Linked DNA regions of Homo sapiens: all the other regions are linked to region 3. The links are chromatin loops, found by intact Hi-C in ENCODE. Cell type or tissue: psoas muscle. All regions are shown on one strand. Region 1 has its middle 32 kb from the start of MAP7D1. Region 2 has its middle 6.6 kb from the start of THRAP3. Region 3 overlaps COL8A2 (collagen type VIII alpha 2 chain).

What was found. Peaks named below come from ENCODE experiments on the same cell type or tissue, not always from the same donor. Only the 100,000 strongest peaks of a DNase experiment are listed, where the experiment ranks them.
Region 1: a loop joins it to region 3, with 9 times the contacts of the local background. A loop is called at or near these places in 77 of 110 quality-filtered maps.
Region 2: a loop joins it to region 3, with 2.6 times the contacts of the local background. A loop is called at or near these places in 15 of 110 quality-filtered maps.

What each region holds. Positions count from the first base shown.
Region 1 is chr1:36,187,323-36,189,822 of GRCh38, reverse strand. No RefSeq gene overlaps it. Among named protein-coding and RNA genes, the nearest start is that of MAP7D1, 32 kb to the right of the region's middle. RefSeq lists an enhancer at 1,268-1,966. In psoas muscle, a CTCF peak has its summit at 1,476 (motif pointing right); DNase peaks (open chromatin) are centred at 1,512 and 1,842; H3K4me3 peaks cover 592 bases; H3K27ac peaks cover 1,623 bases.
Region 2 is chr1:36,216,573-36,219,072 of GRCh38, reverse strand. It overlaps a transcript of THRAP3 not described here. Among named protein-coding and RNA genes, the nearest start is that of THRAP3, 6.6 kb to the left of the region's middle. In psoas muscle, a CTCF peak has its summit at 1,267 (motif pointing right); no DNase peak of the experiment used is centred here; H3K27ac peaks cover 689 bases.
Region 3 is chr1:36,098,648-36,101,147 of GRCh38, reverse strand. COL8A2 (collagen type VIII alpha 2 chain) reads left to right here. Exons shown (of 4, transcript NM_005202.4): 3 at 890-1,098; 4 at 1,661-2,500. The coding sequence starts at 906. Among named protein-coding and RNA genes, the nearest start is that of ADPRS, 11 kb to the right of the region's middle. RefSeq lists a silencer at 956-1,085. In psoas muscle, a CTCF peak has its summit at 1,352 (motif pointing left); DNase peaks (open chromatin) are centred at 957 and 1,357.

The DNA of each region.
Region 1 (2,500 bases), 89 kb before region 3:
TTTCACACATCTGGGGCAGACCCTGCCCATCATCCTACCCTTGGTAGGCCACCGCAAGCCATACTGGAATCCAATTCGACCTGGCAACTGTGGACCAGAGGGGAGTGACAGGGGCTGCCCCTTGGGAGTCGTTCAAGTTTTTAACCCTTAATTCAGAGGATATTCTCAGGTATTACCTCCTACAGGAGGCCTCCCTTTGACAGTCTCTCCCTGCTTGAACCCAGGTCAAATATTTTTCCTTGTCAGGTATGGTGGTATACACTTGAAGTCCCAGCTACTAGGAAGGCTGAGGCAGGTGGGTCCCTTGAGCCCAGGAGTTTGAGTCTAGCCTGGGCAACTTAATAAGACCCTCATCTCTAAAGATTTTTTTAAAAAATTATCCTTTATATTCCCAAAGCACTGTGTGCTTAATTATGTCACTGACCTCGCACTGTATTCTATTTTTTTTTTTTTTTGAGACAGAGTTTCGCTCTTGTTGCCCAGGCTGGAGTGCAACGGCGTGATCTCAGCTCACCGCAACCTCCGCCTCCCAGGATCAAGCAATTCTCCTGCCTCAGCCTCCCAAATAGCTGGGATTACAGGCATGCACCACCACACCCGGCTAATTTTTTTGTATTTTTAGTAGAGATGGGGTTTCTCCATGTTGAGGCTAGTCTCAAACTCCTGACCTCAGGTGATCCACCCACCTTGGCCTCCCAAAGTGCTGGGATTACAGGCGTGAGCCACCGCGCTGGCTTTGTATTCTATTTTTATGTATTCTTCCACTTCTAGGCTGAATGCACTGAAGGCAAAGACCATGTCCTTACCAGCCAAGGGCGGTGGCTCACACCTGTAATCCTAGCACTTTGGGAGGCGGAGGCAGGAGGATCATTTAAGGCCAGGATTTCAAGACCAACGTGGACAAAAAACGAGATCTGTTTCCACAAAAAATTTAAAAATTAGCCAGGCATGGTGGTGTGCACCTGTGGTCCCAGCTACTTAGGAAGCTGAGGTGGGAGAACCACTCAAGCCCGAGGGGTCCAGGCTGCAATGAGCCATGATCACGCCATTGCACTCCATGCCCTGTTGGTCAATTAGAGCTCAATGTTCTGGCCACATTGGGACATGTCTAATACGGCTGTCCCAAAGTGGAGTGGTTTGGGGAAGGGACTGGCAGTACACAGGAGGTGATGTTGAGCTACCTCAGGATATCATGGCCCCTCATGGTGGGAAGGGGACCTTGCAACTAAGACTCTTATTCTGTGTGTTTGTTCAAGGAATACCTTACCCATATCACTAGCCCTAATTTGCAGATGAGGAAATTGAAGCTCACAGAGGTCAGGAGGGTTGCCTAGTTATAGAGTGAGTCACTGGCCAAGTCTAGAGTAGAGCACACATCTCCTGCAGCCAGGACATCAGCCATAGGCCTGTGGTCTGGTCCATGGTGGACCTGGCAGTTCCAACCTCAACTGCCTTGCCAATGTGCTCATGTAACCACCAGGTGGAGCGAGATCGCCATTCATTGGGAAGCAGGGCACAGGCTTCGGGTTGGACTGAATGTTCCTTTGAGAGGGCCCACGGGCACACACAGTGGAGCTGGGGAGTCCTGTTAAAGAAAGATTGTGTGTGTGTTGAGGGGCGGGGGTGTTGTAACAGAGCTGGAGTTCAGGAGCGTTGGCGACTGGGATGAAGAGGGGAGGAGGGAAGGGCATTTTGCTGCCTTCCTCTGGCCCTGCCTAGTCTGGCCCTACTGGGGAAAGGGCAGAGATGGGGAAAGGGAGGGATCTCCAGAGGGGATGGCTTCTGCCTCCACCTCCGCTCTCTTCAGGCTCAGTCAGGGCCTGGAACAGACCGGACATTCCTCAATCTCCAGCTGGAAACCAGGAAATCAGACCTGGAGGCTACCTCCCTGCAGCCTGGGCCAGTTCTTCCAAAGCCCTCACTGCCCCCTAGGGCCCTGCTGTCTCAGAGGAGCCACACTCCAGGCTCCTAAAGGCTGAGTCTCTCCTAGAACTTCTGTGTTCTTCCCTCCTTCCCTCCTGGCTCCTCTTTCCTGAGCTGTGGGATCAGACCCTTCCTGTGAGCACCACATTTGCATAAGAAATTGCTGTCCTGGCTCACACCTGTAATCCCAACACTTTGGGAGGCTGAGGCAGGAGGATCACTTGAGTCCAGGAGTTCAAGACCAGTGTGAGTAATATAGCGAGACCCTGTCTCTACAGGAAAAAATTAAAAATAATTAACCAGGCATGGTGGTGTGTGCCTGTATTCCCAGCTACTCAGGAGGCTGAGACAGGAGGATCCCTTGAGCCCAGAAGGTTGAGGCTGCAGTGAGCCATGATGGTGCCACTGCACTCCAACTTGGGTGACAGAGTGAGACCCTGTCTCAAAGAGAAAAAAAAAAGAAGAGGCCTGGTGCGGTGGCTCATGCCTGTAATTAATCCTAGCACTTTGGGAGGCTGAGGCGGGAGGATTACTTGAGGCCAGGAGTTCAAGACCAGTCTGGGCAAGATGGCGAAAC
Region 2 (2,500 bases), 120 kb before region 3:
ATTCCCTGGAGTTGCACTTTTTTTTTTTTTTTTTTTTTTTGAGATGGAGCCTTGCTCTGTTGCCTAGGCTAGAGTGCAGTGGCGTGATCTCAGCTCACTGCCACCTCCACCTCCTGGGTTCAAGCAATTATTCTGCTTCAGCCTCCCAAGTAGCTGGGATTGCAGGCGCCCGCCACTGCACTTGGCTAGTTTTAGTATTTTTAGTAGAGACAGGGTTTCACCATCTTGGCCAGGCTGGTCTCGAACTCCTGACCTCGTGATCCACCTGCCCCTGCCTCCCGAAATGCTGGGATTACAGACGTGAGCCACCACGCCTGGCCTGGAGTTGCACTTTTAATTTCCTTTTTTTTTGAAACAGAGTCTGGCTCTGTCGCCCAGGCTGGAGTGCAGTGGCACAATCTCGGCTCACTGCAAGCTCTGCCTCCCGGGTTCATGCCATTCTCCTGCCTCAGCCTCCCGAGTAGCTAGGACTACAGGTGCCTGCCACCACGCCTGGCTAATTTTTTCTTTTGTATTTTTTAGTAGAGACAGGGTTTCACTGTGTTAGCCAGGATGGTCTCGATCCCCTGACCTTGTGATCCACCCACCTCGGCCTCCCAAAGTGCTGGGATTACAGGCGTGAGCAACTGCGCCTGGCTTTTTTTTTTTTTTTTTTTTTGAGACAGAGTCTGGCTGTGTTGCCCAGGCTGGAGTGCAGTGATGTGATCTCTGCTCACTGAGTGATGCAATCTCTGCTCACTGCGTGATGCAATCTCTGCTCACTGCAGGCTCTGCCTCCTGATTTCAAGCGATTCTCCTGCCTCAGCCTCCCGAGTAGCTGGGACTACAGGTGCCTGCCACCACGCCTGGCTAATTTATATATTTTTTTTTAGCAGAGACAGGGTTTCACCATGTTGGCCAGGCTGGTCTCGAACTCCTGACCTCAAGTGATCCACCCACTTCGGCCTCCCAGAGTGCTGGGATTACAGGCGTGAGCCACTGTGCCTGGCCTAATTTCCTTCAAGAACTTTTTCTCTGCGTTCACAACTTGGCTAATTGACACAACAGGCCTAGCTTTCTGCCTGTCTAGGCTTTTGACATCCCTTCCTCATTAAGCTTAATCATTTCTAGCTTTTGATTTAAAGTGAGAGACATGAACAGTTAGAGGCCATTGTAGCGTTTTGTAGGGTTATTAATTGGCCTAATGTCAATGTTGTTGTGTCTCAGGGAACAGGGAGACTGGAGGAGAAGGAGAGAAACAGGGAATGGCCAGTTGGTGGAGCAGTCAGTACACACACAACACTTACTAAGTTTACCACTTATATGGGTGCAGTATGTGGCACTGCCAAACAATTACAATAGTAACATAACTGATGTTAATTGATAGGAATATCACTGATCACCATAACAGATATAATAATAATGAAAAAGTTTGAAATATTGCAAGAATTACCAAAATGTGACAGGGACACAAAGTGAGCACATGCCTTTGGAAAAATTGTGTCAATAGACTTGCTTGACACAGGGTTGCCACAAACTCGCAGTTTATAAAAAAAAAAAATGCCATATCTACAAAGCACAGTAAAACAAGATCTATCTTGGATCTCTTCCAACCTTTCTACCAACCGCTGCCCCTTCCCTGGCCCAGAAACTTACCCCAAGGTTCCAGTCTCTGCCCTCTCCTCTCCTCATTCAGCCTCTCTCCCTGAGTGACCTCTCTCCTTGAGTGACCTGGCATACTCAGGTAGCTTTACATCTCTTTTAAGCATCTTATTCCCTTATCTACATCTTAGAGTCAACTCACTTAGTTCCAGATATATAGGAGCCACCATACCCTGATTTCCCACTGGTATCTCAAATCCACCCTGCCAGAAACCGAACTCTTCTTCCCTCCAGTACAGCATTACCTAGTTAAGTGTGTAGTTAATTGTTTGTATGTCTGCATTCTCCATGAGGCTTTGAGTTCCTCTCAAAGCAGAGAAAACTGTATCACTTCATTCATTTGGTGGGCACATACCATGGGTCAGGCCCTGTACTATGATGATCAGGAAAAAAAAGAGTAAACAAAACAGATGTGGTCCCTTCCCTCACAGAGCTTACCTCCAACTGGGGAGGTAGCATTAAGAAGTCTATCACATGCATAATTAATTACTAATGGATGAGTGCAATGCAGGAAGAGTATATGGTATATGCTATGATAGCACAGAACAGAGGTCAGCAAACTACAACCTGTGGGCCAATTCTGGCCCATCTCCTGTTTTCGTATGGGCAGAAACTAGGATTATTTTTACATTTTTATTTACTTATTTGTTTTTGAGACAGAGTCTGGCTCTGTCCCACAGACTGGAGTGCAGTGGCGTGATCACAGCTCACTGCAGCCTCCTGGGCTCAAGCAATCCTCCCACCTTAGCCCCCAAGTAGCTGGGACCACAGGCATGCACCACCATGCTCAGCTATTTTTTTGTTGTTGTTGTTGTTTTTGGCCAGGCTGGTCTTGAACTCCTGACCTTGTAATCCACCC
Region 3 (2,500 bases):
CTGAGGCAGCCGGATCACCTGAGGTCAGGAGTTCGAGACCAGCCTGGCCAACATGGCGAAACTCCATCTCTACTAAAAATACAAGAATTAGCCAGGCGTGGTGGCACACACCTATAATTCCAGCTACTTGGGAGGCTAAGGCACGAGAATCGCTTGAACCCGGGAGGCAGATTTTGCAGTGAGCCAGGATGGCGCCATTGCACATTGCACTGGGCGAGCAAAACTGTCTCAAAAAAAAAAAAAAAAAAAAAAAAAAAAAAGCCTTGAATGCTATGCTAAGCGCCATAGACTTGATCCCAAAGGCGAGTGGCAGGGAGTCCAGAAGGGCATCAGCAGAAGGTGCAGTCAGACAGACCTAAGACAAATCCCATCTCTGGCTTCCTCAAGACTTTTGCTTTAGTTTTATCATCTGGAAAATGGAGATGACAATAATAATAACTTGTTAAAGTGTTCTGAGCATTAAGTGAATTCATGTCCCTAAAGAGCTCAGCCTAGTGCCTGGCAGAGAGCTGGCCCAGCAATGGAAATGGGTGTTGACATCCAAGAGTTTTTAGCAGGGGAGGTCAGACTGCTCTAAAAGGCACGCCCGGCTGCAGAGAGTGACTGGCTGGTTTTGAGGAGGCTGCTGTCCTGGGGAGGCTGGGCTCTCGGAGATGGTGGGGGTGATGAACAGCCACAGGCAGGGTCTGAAGAAGTTTAGGAGGTGGCTTATGCAGACCCCCGCGACTTTGAAAATTGCTTGTGAATAATATCTAAATTCGGAATTGCTTCTCAGCCTTTTGACTGAAATCTCCAGTGTAATCTCTAAATTCTGATCTTTTGGTGACCCCGGGCCTAGTGCCAAACCACCCAGGGCTGGCTTGATGACTTTCTCTGTTCTTCTTTGCAGCACGTCCACGGACGCCATGCTGGGGACTCTGACACCCCTGTCTTCGCTGCTGCTGCTGCTACTGGTGCTGGTGCTGGGGTGTGGGCCGCGGGCGTCCTCTGGTGGCGGGGCCGGTGGGGCGGCGGGCTATGCCCCAGTGAAGTACATCCAGCCCATGCAGAAAGGACCTGTGGGACCGCCCTTCCGTGAGGGCAAAGGCCAGTACCTGGGTGAGAGCCTCCTCACCCCACAGTGCCTCAAATCGCTCCCAGCCCCCAAATCCCCTGCCTCCCTGAGAGCCATCAGATCCTCAGGCGCCCTCCACAGCTCCTCATTCCCCACCAATTTTCCTACCTTCAGTGTTTTTCCTAATACCCCAGAGGGCCTGGAAACGGTGCAGTTAGCTGGCACAGGTGGTCTTCCAAGGGGGAGATGAACTGGGAAGTTGGGAGGTGGGGCTCTGCTCCCACGGGCTCTAAGGTGGGCTGCTGGTGCCACCTGGTGGCCACTCCACCTTCAGGTCATGCAGGGATGAGAGGTGAGAATCAGCCAGGCTCATGGAGGAGGCCCAGCCTAGGTAGGTTGGGTGTTAGGAGCCCTTAAGGAGGACACCCTGTTGCCCCCAAGATGTCCCCTGGGCCACCCCCAAACCCCATCTTCCATGAGAGCAGGAAGGGGCAGCCCCATTCTTCCTCTCCCGTGTACCTCATACTGGAATGGGGGAATGGGTAGATGGGGTCCCCTGTCCCCACAGTTCAGGCCCCTGACTGCCCCTTTCTCTTTCTTTCTCAGAAATGCCTCTACCGCTGCTGCCGATGGACCTGAAGGGAGAGCCCGGCCCCCCTGGGAAGCCCGGGCCTCGGGGTCCCCCTGGCCCCCCTGGCTTCCCAGGAAAACCAGGCATGGGAAAGCCAGGACTCCATGGGCAGCCTGGCCCTGCTGGGCCCCCTGGCTTCTCCCGGATGGGCAAGGCTGGTCCCCCAGGGCTCCCTGGCAAGGTCGGGCCACCAGGGCAGCCGGGGCTTCGGGGGGAGCCAGGAATACGAGGGGACCAGGGCCTCCGGGGACCCCCAGGACCCCCTGGCCTCCCGGGCCCCTCAGGCATTACTATCCCTGGAAAACCAGGTGCCCAAGGGGTGCCAGGGCCCCCAGGATTCCAGGGGGAACCAGGGCCCCAGGGGGAGCCTGGGCCCCCAGGTGATCGAGGCCTCAAGGGGGATAATGGAGTGGGCCAGCCCGGGCTGCCTGGGGCCCCAGGGCAGGGGGGTGCCCCCGGCCCCCCCGGCCTCCCTGGTCCAGCTGGCTTAGGCAAACCTGGTTTGGATGGGCTTCCTGGGGCCCCAGGAGACAAGGGTGAGTCTGGGCCTCCTGGAGTTCCAGGCCCCAGGGGGGAGCCAGGAGCTGTGGGCCCAAAAGGACCTCCTGGAGTAGACGGTGTGGGAGTCCCAGGGGCAGCAGGGTTGCCAGGACCACAGGGCCCATCAGGGGCCAAAGGGGAGCCAGGGACCCGGGGCCCCCCTGGGCTGATAGGCCCCACTGGCTATGGGATGCCAGGACTGCCAGGCCCCAAGGGGGACAGGGGCCCAGCTGGGGTCCCAGGACTCTTGGGGGACAGGGGTGAGCCAGGGGAGG